Regions from separate parts of the Homo sapiens genome. Here region 2 is linked to region 1. Evidence: chromatin contacts called from ENCODE Hi-C or POLR2A ChIA-PET data. All regions are on one chromosome and are shown on one strand. The core of a region is the stretch at or near the end of the contact, and the rest is flanking DNA. Distances in the headings are between cores, read along the strand shown. Region 1 holds the start of LINC02585 (long intergenic non-protein coding RNA 2585). Region 2 holds the start of NDUFAF3 (NADH:ubiquinone oxidoreductase complex assembly factor 3).

Region 1 (3,703 bases), core at 448-2,947:
GACAGAGTGAAACTCCATCTCAAAAAAAAAAAAAAAAAAAAAAAATGAGGTTAAACCACATAGGGGTCTTATTAGGAGGCAAGGGCAAGATTTGGAGGTGGAGAGAAGAACTACCACCACTATCACTAACATCTGGTTTTTGTTTTTTTTTTTTTACCGGGAGTGCATTAGGAGCTGCCAATGGGGCTGGGGCATAGAGGTGAGTGCAGATTGAGGGAGAGGGGCTCCACAGAACAGCCACAAAGGGAGGATGACAGTGGGATGACACACAGCAGGCAGCAACATGGAGAGTGATCCGCAATCAATCTCACTACTCAGAAGTGAGGAGCTTTGCTCTCCAAAAGGAGTGTTAGCTGGGACCAGCGCCAGCCCTATTGGTGAGAGGGCAGGGCTTGATTTCCCTCAGCCATAGTCCCTTTATGTCTCTGCACATTTGCCCACACAGTCTCCAAGACCTAGGATGCCCACCCCCAATCCCTATCCCTCCCTGCCCTTCCTTTGCAGATGCGGATCTCCCCTTGGTCATTCAAGGCACTGCTCAGGCATCTTATGCAAGAAGGCGTCCCAGGTTGCGAAGGTGACTCAGACGCCTCCTTTGGGACTCCAACACCCTTCCCCGGCAGAGCCCCTGCCTGTCTGCCTCCGTGGTGTCAGGTTTTGTGCCCTCTACTCACTAGATTGTGGACACAGAAAGCGCTGGTGCTGTCAAAACCACTTCTGGGTTGCCGGGCGCGGTGGCTCACACCTATAATCCCAGCACTTTGGGAGGCCAAGATGGGCGGATTGCTTGAGCCCAGGAGTTCAAGACTAATCTGGCCTACATGGTGAGACCCTGTCTCTATAAAAAATGCAAAAATTAGCCAAGTGTGATGACATGTACCCGTAGTCCCAGCTACTCGGGAGGCTGAGGTGAGAGAATCGCCTGGGGAGTTCGAGGCTACGGTGAGCTGTGATCACCACTGCACTCCGAAAGAGTGAGACCTTGTCTCTAAATAGATAAATAAAACTACTTTGGGGGACTCGCTCCTCCAGCCCCTGCACCGATTGGCTCCCATTCAAAGGAGTTCAGCCCTAAGTGCCTCTGCAGATCTTCCACCCCCACTCACAAACCCGTAGGAACCCCGGCCGTGTATCAGGCCCAGAGCTCTGATCCTGGGGAGGTCCTCAGATTCGTAGACAGGAGAGGGAACAACTGGACACCTGTTGCCTGACCTTGGTAGCCACAAGGGGCGCTCGGGAGGTGGAACCCGCAGAAGCCCCGCCTCCCGGAAGCGGAGCAGTCAAGGGGCGAAAGGATGCGCCGACTGATTGGTTGATGGTGATGTCATAGGGACCGTTCGGGGCGGGCCAGAGGCCTTGGCCAGGAGTTCCTCGCCTGTTAGAACCAGGATCCACCCCATCGCGGGAGCCGCACCCTGTGGAGCGTTCTGGGGTCCCGGCCCTGACCTCTTCCTGGGCTTCGGGATGCCCGCGTCCTCTGCACCCGGCGCTGCAGCTCGTTATCGATTCCGCCTTTGGAGGCCGGTCCGTATAGTGTACCTCCCGGACTCTCTCACGGTTAGCCGGCAACCCGCGGAGCCCCCTCCCCCATGCGATGAGTCCGCCGTGAGGGGCGGGGCCTCCCATTGTGCCAATAGAAACAATGACTGACCGATTGGAGTGCTCCGCGTTCACCCCTCGCCTCCGCTCCTCTCGTGACGTCTGTTGCGCCAGGTCCACCCATTGGCCTGGCGAGACCGGCGCGTGCCAGGAGTTACGCAGGGAGAGCTGGAATGCACCGAGGGTGGGGGGAGGACTGAGTTTCTGTGTCAGTCCCTTCAAGGGGTTAAGGCATGCGGTCGTGACGGACGAGGGGCGGGGACCCGAAGAAGCGGGGCCCGCAGCCATGGGGCAACGCCGGGCTCCACGTGGCATCCCAGAGCACTCGGGACTCGCAGCCTGGGAGGGGGTGCAGCCTCCAGTGAAGGGGCCCCGAGCCCGGGAGACTGCTGGGGACCAGCAAGGCAGGGAAGAATTTGGCCTCTGCTCCCGCCTCGGGAGGGTCATCTCTGGTCCCTGCTCCGCAGGGGCGATCCAAACAAGCAGGTGGTCGCGACATGTTTCATAAAACTAGCTGATGGGATAGTTAAAGCTATTGTTCGGGGTGCTGGCACCCCAGACCCCTCTCCAGCCATCGTCCCCTCTACCCCAGGATTTCACACAGTACCCCCTCCCAGAGCTATGAGAACGCTCATGGGCACCAAAATTTCAGACCAAAATCCGGGACACGGTTCAGAACTAGTGGTCAGGAAGGGGGAACAAGAGATCTGGAAGGACAGAAAAAGGCTGGGAGACGGAGCTGGGACAGCGCCCTAGAAGGAGGGAGGTGGGTGAAGGCGGCGACCGAAAGTGGGGAGGGCGGACCCAACGACGGCGAACCTTCGCGCTCTGTTCAGCACCAGGAGCAACGCTCACGTCCTCAATAAAGATGGCGGCAACATCTTCGGTCCTCAGAGCTGCCATGCGCGATGGGTTGTACCACCGTGTTTCGGGCGCCGGGGCAGAGGTGGAGCGAACCATCGGGGCGGCCGGGAGCCATGTTGGAGCGGCGGGAGGCGGCAGCAGCGTCGGGGATGCTGTGGTGGGGGCGGAAAAAGCCAGGGCCGCACGCCGGAGGGGCTCCGGCCGCGGAGTAGATGGTGCCCAGAGGGCGGCGGGGGTGCGGAGAGACAGGCGGAGGGGCGGGGGCCCGGGGCGGCGGCAGGGGCCCGGGAGGGGGCCCGAGCGGCGGGGCCAGCCCAAGGCCCGGACCGGGGCGGGGGGCGGTGGAGGCCGTGCAGGGAGGCGGGGGATGATGGCGAGGCGGCCGCCGTGGCGGGGCCTCGGGGGACGGTCGACCCCCATACTCCTGCTCCTTCTCCTCTCTTTGTTCCCCCTCAGCCAGGAGGAGCTGGGGGGCGGTGGGCACCAGGGCTGGGACCCAGGCTTAGCTGCCACTACGGGGCCAAGGGCGCATATCGGTGGCGGAGCCTTAGCTCTTTGTCCGGAGTCTTCCGGGGTCCGGGAGGATGGGGGGCCTGGCCTGGGGGTCAGGGAGCCTATCTTCGTGGGGCTCCGAGGGAGAAGGCAAAGCGCCCGGAATAGTCGAGGGCCCCCTGAGCAGCCGAATGAGGAGCTGGGGATTGAACACGGCGTCCAGCCATTGGGCAGCCGCGAACGAGAGACAGGACAGGGACCAGGGTCTGTGTTATACTGGCGCCCAGAGGTCTCCTCTTGCGGGCGGACAGGACCTTTGCAAAGAGGTAGTCTGTCACCAGGGGCTCTGTCCTCAGGGGTCCCGGGCTCGGGGAACAGCTCGCCCCTCCCTTCAGACTTTTTGATTCGGCACCACGGTCCCAAGCCGGTGTCCTCCCAGCGGAACGCTGGGACAGGCTCCCGCAAAAGAGTGGGCACCGCGCGCTGCTGTGGGGAATTATGGGCAACAGGGAGCAAGGGTCAGGGCGAGAGAGCCACGACATCCGGAGCAGAAAGGACAGCCCCCCGGCGGAACTGTCTTCCAGGGGCCTCGGGATCTGGCCCCGAGCTGGATTCAGCACCACGCACGGCGAGGACAGCTCCTGCATCAGGTTCAGCACCCCGCGAGTCTCGGACAGCTCCCGAGCCGGCGCCCAAGCGCATGCGCTCCCGGGGTCTCTTCCGCTGCCGCTTCCTCCCGCAGCGCCCC
Region 2 (3,703 bases), core at 375-2,874, 360 kb before region 1:
GCAGTGAGCTGAGACTGCGCCACTGCACTCCACCCTGGCGAAAGAGCAAGACTCATCTCCAGAAAAAAAAAAAAAAAAAAAAGCCCAGTGTAGTGGTAGGGGCCTCTAATTCCAGCTACTCAGGAGGCTGAGGCACGAGAATCGCTTGAATCCAGGAGGTGGAGGTTGTAGTGGGCCAAGATCACGCCACTGCACTGCAGCCCGGGCGACAGCGAGACTCCATCTCAAAAAAAGAAAAACAATCAGCGATTTTGTGAGAAAAGCCGTTGAGGTCCTCTCAAATCTGCATGTGAGCAAGTAGGTCTACAACAGGCAAACATACTGCTTCCCGACTTCTGAAAAGTCAAGGAATCCTAAGTAATCTAGATGAAAAAGTGACTCCTTGGTTTCTTCACATTCCCCTCCAAGAGCCCAGTGAGCCATCAGCTCCTGGCCAGCAACACACCTGATACAAAATGGGAGAAGTGTATAAATTATTATGTTGATAAGCAAGATAAGTGCCAAAGGGTAGATAAGAGTGAAAGCATTGGGAAGCCTGGCAGAGTGCAGTCAGCAGGTCAGTTCCTGGCGGTTCATTGAGCAGCTTGGCCCAAAGATGTAAGTGAAGTCCCTCCTGGTGGAGGGATGAGAGCAGCTCCAGTTACTCGGCCTTCATGACACAGGAAGTTGAAGGTGGCACAGGCATTGGGCTGCAAAGAAAAGGCCAGCATCAGCCTGTCTAGCGCCAGGCCTGTGCTCCCCGCAGCATGCCCCAGTCCCGGGACTCACCGTGTCCTGCACTTCCACAGCAATGCCCCGCTGCCTCATGGCTTGAAGCACCTGGGACTGCAGCCTCTCGGTCCGGTCTCCAGTCCCCACCACCACGATCTCTAGGGAAGGGTGGGTGTGGCTAGTCTACAGTTCTGTTGAGAGGCTGCAGTGGGGGTCGCCTTCTGGGGCCCAGAACACCTCTGTTCTCCCTCCCCTTCCCCAGTACCTATCCGGGGCTCCAGCAACCAGAAGAGGGAAAAGCTGTCTTCGGTGATGTCCTGGTGGGATCCCACCTGTGCAGGGAGGAGGCACATTTAATACGACAAATCCACGCAGCCTCTCCCCATCTCCATCCACTGCAGGAGGAGACAGAGGAAAGCCAAGTTTGCAGGGACCAAGCAGGGTGAGGGCCTGTGACTCTGGGCCTCAGTTTCCACACTGCGGGCCAGGACTCACGTTCCACTGCACCACCGAGTGCGGGAGCAGAGCGCAGGGGCCGAGCACGCGGTTTCCGTTTATCATGAAGCCGCGGCTGTTGTAGCTGTCGATGTACATTGCCTGAGCGGCCTCGCGTTGCAGCAGAGAGATGCGCGTCCGCTGATACAGCTCGTCATCCGCCGGCGAGAGCCGATGCCCTCGCCGCGGGGCCCTGCGGAGGGAAAGGGTCAGGGGCGCGGGGCCGGGCCGGGCAGCCCGAGAGGCCGGAAGGTGCTGGGCTGGCAGTCGCCGGCCCTAGGGGGCTGGATGGTCGAGGGCGCGGGGTCCAAGCTCACCAGGGAAGCTCAACGGGCGGACAGCGCAGCGAGGGTCGCGCTCGGTACAAGCTACGTAGCGCGAGAGCGGTGGCCATGGCTGACCAACGCGCGGCGAAGTCGTCACCGGCGCCGTTAGTCCCCGGGTTGGGAGGGCCCTGCGGAGCCTGACCCAGCGTGGCTGCAGCGCCCCCTGCGTCCCGGAGGGCACCGCACAGCTCGACCGGCCCAGCAGGCGAGTGTCCTCAGTCTTAGGAGGCCGAGTTCCCCGACCTCCGGCGCAGCTCCAGTGTCAGCACCTGCCGCCCTCCCCGCCCCGGGCCCTTGCCCATAGTCCCGGGGGAGTGGAACACCTGGCAGCGTGGCCACCCTCAGGGCGTTGCCTGGGCCGCAGCCGCGGCCTGGCCCCCGGGCTCTCAGCTATTAAGCCGCGCTCCCGGGGCGGGGCGACCGCCCACCTGGTCGCGTCCCGAACACCTGGCCAGGCGGTGGGTGCCAGACTTCTAGCCCCTAATTCCAGCCTTTGGGGCTTCGGGCACCGTGGGCGGGGCAGCCGGCTCAAGTTTCTCCGGCTAGACGCGGAAGCACGCCCCGCCCTAACCGTCACCCGCGCGACCGTTGGCCTCTCCGCAGCGCGCGGAGAGGGGCGTGGCCGAGCGTGGATTGGCTTCTCGGGTTCTCTAGGGGGCGTGGCCAGGTGGTTTCTCCTTAAAATGGCTCCAAGTCTGCAGGCAGCCAGAGCAAGCGGAAGGGCAAGCTGTGATAGTGTTTGGGTGGCTGTTCGGCTGGCCCAGACCAGGCCGAACCGGACCAGACTTGAAGTAGAAGCGCGTGGAGCATCACCTTGTCCTCGTTCACTCTGCTCGCGTCCTGGGAGTCCCCCGTCCCCCGTCTTGATCCAAGTCAAGGGCCTACTGGCGCGAGAGTCGCTGGCCCCCGCGCGGGGTTTGGGCATCTCGGCACGCCGGCTCTGTCGTGGCCTCAGGGGAACATTGTCGCTTTCGCTACCCGCGGGGCCGGGCGAGCGGGAAGCTCGGCACAGTGGGAGCCTGGTGGTGGGTCTCCTGGGGCCGGTCGCAATGGGTTTCCGGGGGTCCCGCGGCTGCTCTGTGGACCCCTTCGGCCCCTGGTGCTCCGGGCGCTGGCAGCGTCACCGGACAAAGGCCACCGAGCGCGGGGGTGTCCCCGAGGTGGACGCGCGGGTTTACTTCCTCTCCGGCCCCACGGGCGCGCTTCCCTCCTGACGGATTCCGAAGCCCGCCCCACCACCGTCACCGCACCAGTGGCCCAGGCTTCGTGGGACCAACAGGGCTAATCCTGCCCCACGGATCTAATCCGGATCGGGACCCGGTCCCAGGGGAGGCCCCCACCTCCCCTTCTATTGTTCTGTGGCCCAGGTGAGCGTCTTGTTCCCTCTAGACTCCGTTTCACAACCTACTCCCGGGTCTTCCTCCTGGGACTGGGGATGGGCGGGTTCTGATGTGGCCCCAGGGCGAGTGACCTGGGGGCAGGAGCTCCCCCGCCCCCCGCCAACGGCTGGACAGCGGGCAACGGAATCCCAAAAGCAGCTGTTGTCTCCAGAGCATTCCAGCTGCGCTTGGATTTCGTCCCCTGCTCTCCTGCCTGAGCAGCGCCCTGGCCCAGATGGGGTGCCCCTGACCCCCAGACATACTTTACTGAGCTGCTTGGGTCTCAGTTCCTCTCAGTTGCGCCCTCAGGCTGGAGGTGATGGGTGTAGACGTGGGAGAGCCGAGGCTGGTGGCCATCTCTGGAACCCTGGGGAGGATTGGCGAGGGAGGGTGGACCCAGGACCTCTGGGTAGGGCTGCAATGGTAGTGACTCCCCCAGGGCTGCCTCAGCCCGCATCTCGCTAAAGATAGCCCTCTTACTTCCTGGGGAAAAACCACCCCAACCGTCTTCGTGGATGAGAGTATCTGAAGTCCTCAGTTTGACTGAGGGTTCCCAACCCTGCTAAGCAGTTGTCTCCAGGTCATGCACCTTCAGAATGGAAAGCGCTTTGGAATGACACGATCACTCCCGTTGAGTGGGCACCCGAGAAGCCATCGGGAATGTCGTGTCCGCCCAGTGCTCTTTCGGCGCCTCCCAGCAGGGCCTCAGCCCTGGCCCAGAAAGGGGCCTTGCCAAGCTTTTCCTGCCCCTGGGTTTCCCTGCTCTCCGGATTTCCCAACTCTCTCTACTGA

What was found. Hi-C counts contacts between places; a loop is a spot of excess contacts on that map. ChIA-PET counts read pairs that join two places held with the same protein, here RNA polymerase II (POLR2A). Pooled maps may share reads with other maps.
Region 2: a map with no recorded cell type shows a loop between it and region 1 (9-fold over the local background). The contact joins the promoter of NDUFAF3 here to the promoter of LINC02585 in region 1. A Hi-C loop is called at or near these places in 1 of 168 maps with a recorded cell type or tissue (CD8-positive, alpha-beta T cell), 3 of 37 single-sample maps with no recorded cell type and 10 of 50 pooled maps. POLR2A ChIA-PET finds 5 or more read pairs at or near these places in 7 of 52 experiments (H1, HCT116, HEK293T and 3 more).

What each region holds. Positions count from the first base shown.
Region 1 is chr3:48,661,762-48,665,464 of GRCh38, reverse strand. It overlaps LINC02585 (long intergenic non-protein coding RNA 2585), which reads right to left and starts at 1,697. Exons shown (of 3, transcript NR_111921.1): 1 at 1,652-1,697. CELSR3 (cadherin EGF LAG seven-pass G-type receptor 3) reads left to right here and starts at 2,579. Exons shown (of 35, transcript NM_001407.3): 1 at 2,579-3,703. The coding sequence starts at 2,831. RefSeq lists enhancers at 173-757, 1,124-1,193, 1,254-1,613, 1,928-2,513, 2,384-2,573 and 1 more.
Region 2 is chr3:49,020,042-49,023,744 of GRCh38, reverse strand. NDUFAF3 (NADH:ubiquinone oxidoreductase complex assembly factor 3) reads right to left here and starts at 1,624. Exons shown (of 5, transcript NM_199069.2): 1 at 1,524-1,624; 2 at 1,207-1,399; 3 at 977-1,043; 4 at 769-869; 5 at 250-689. The coding sequence starts at 1,600. The coding sequence ends at 573. It overlaps MIR425 (microRNA 425), which reads left to right and starts at 3,511; the gene lies at 3,511-3,597. It overlaps MIR191 (microRNA 191), which reads left to right and starts at 3,036; the gene lies at 3,036-3,127. It also overlaps a transcript of DALRD3 not described here. RefSeq lists silencers at 1,234-1,283, 1,344-1,463, 1,504-1,603, 1,824-2,013, 2,050-2,252 and an enhancer at 1,768-2,537.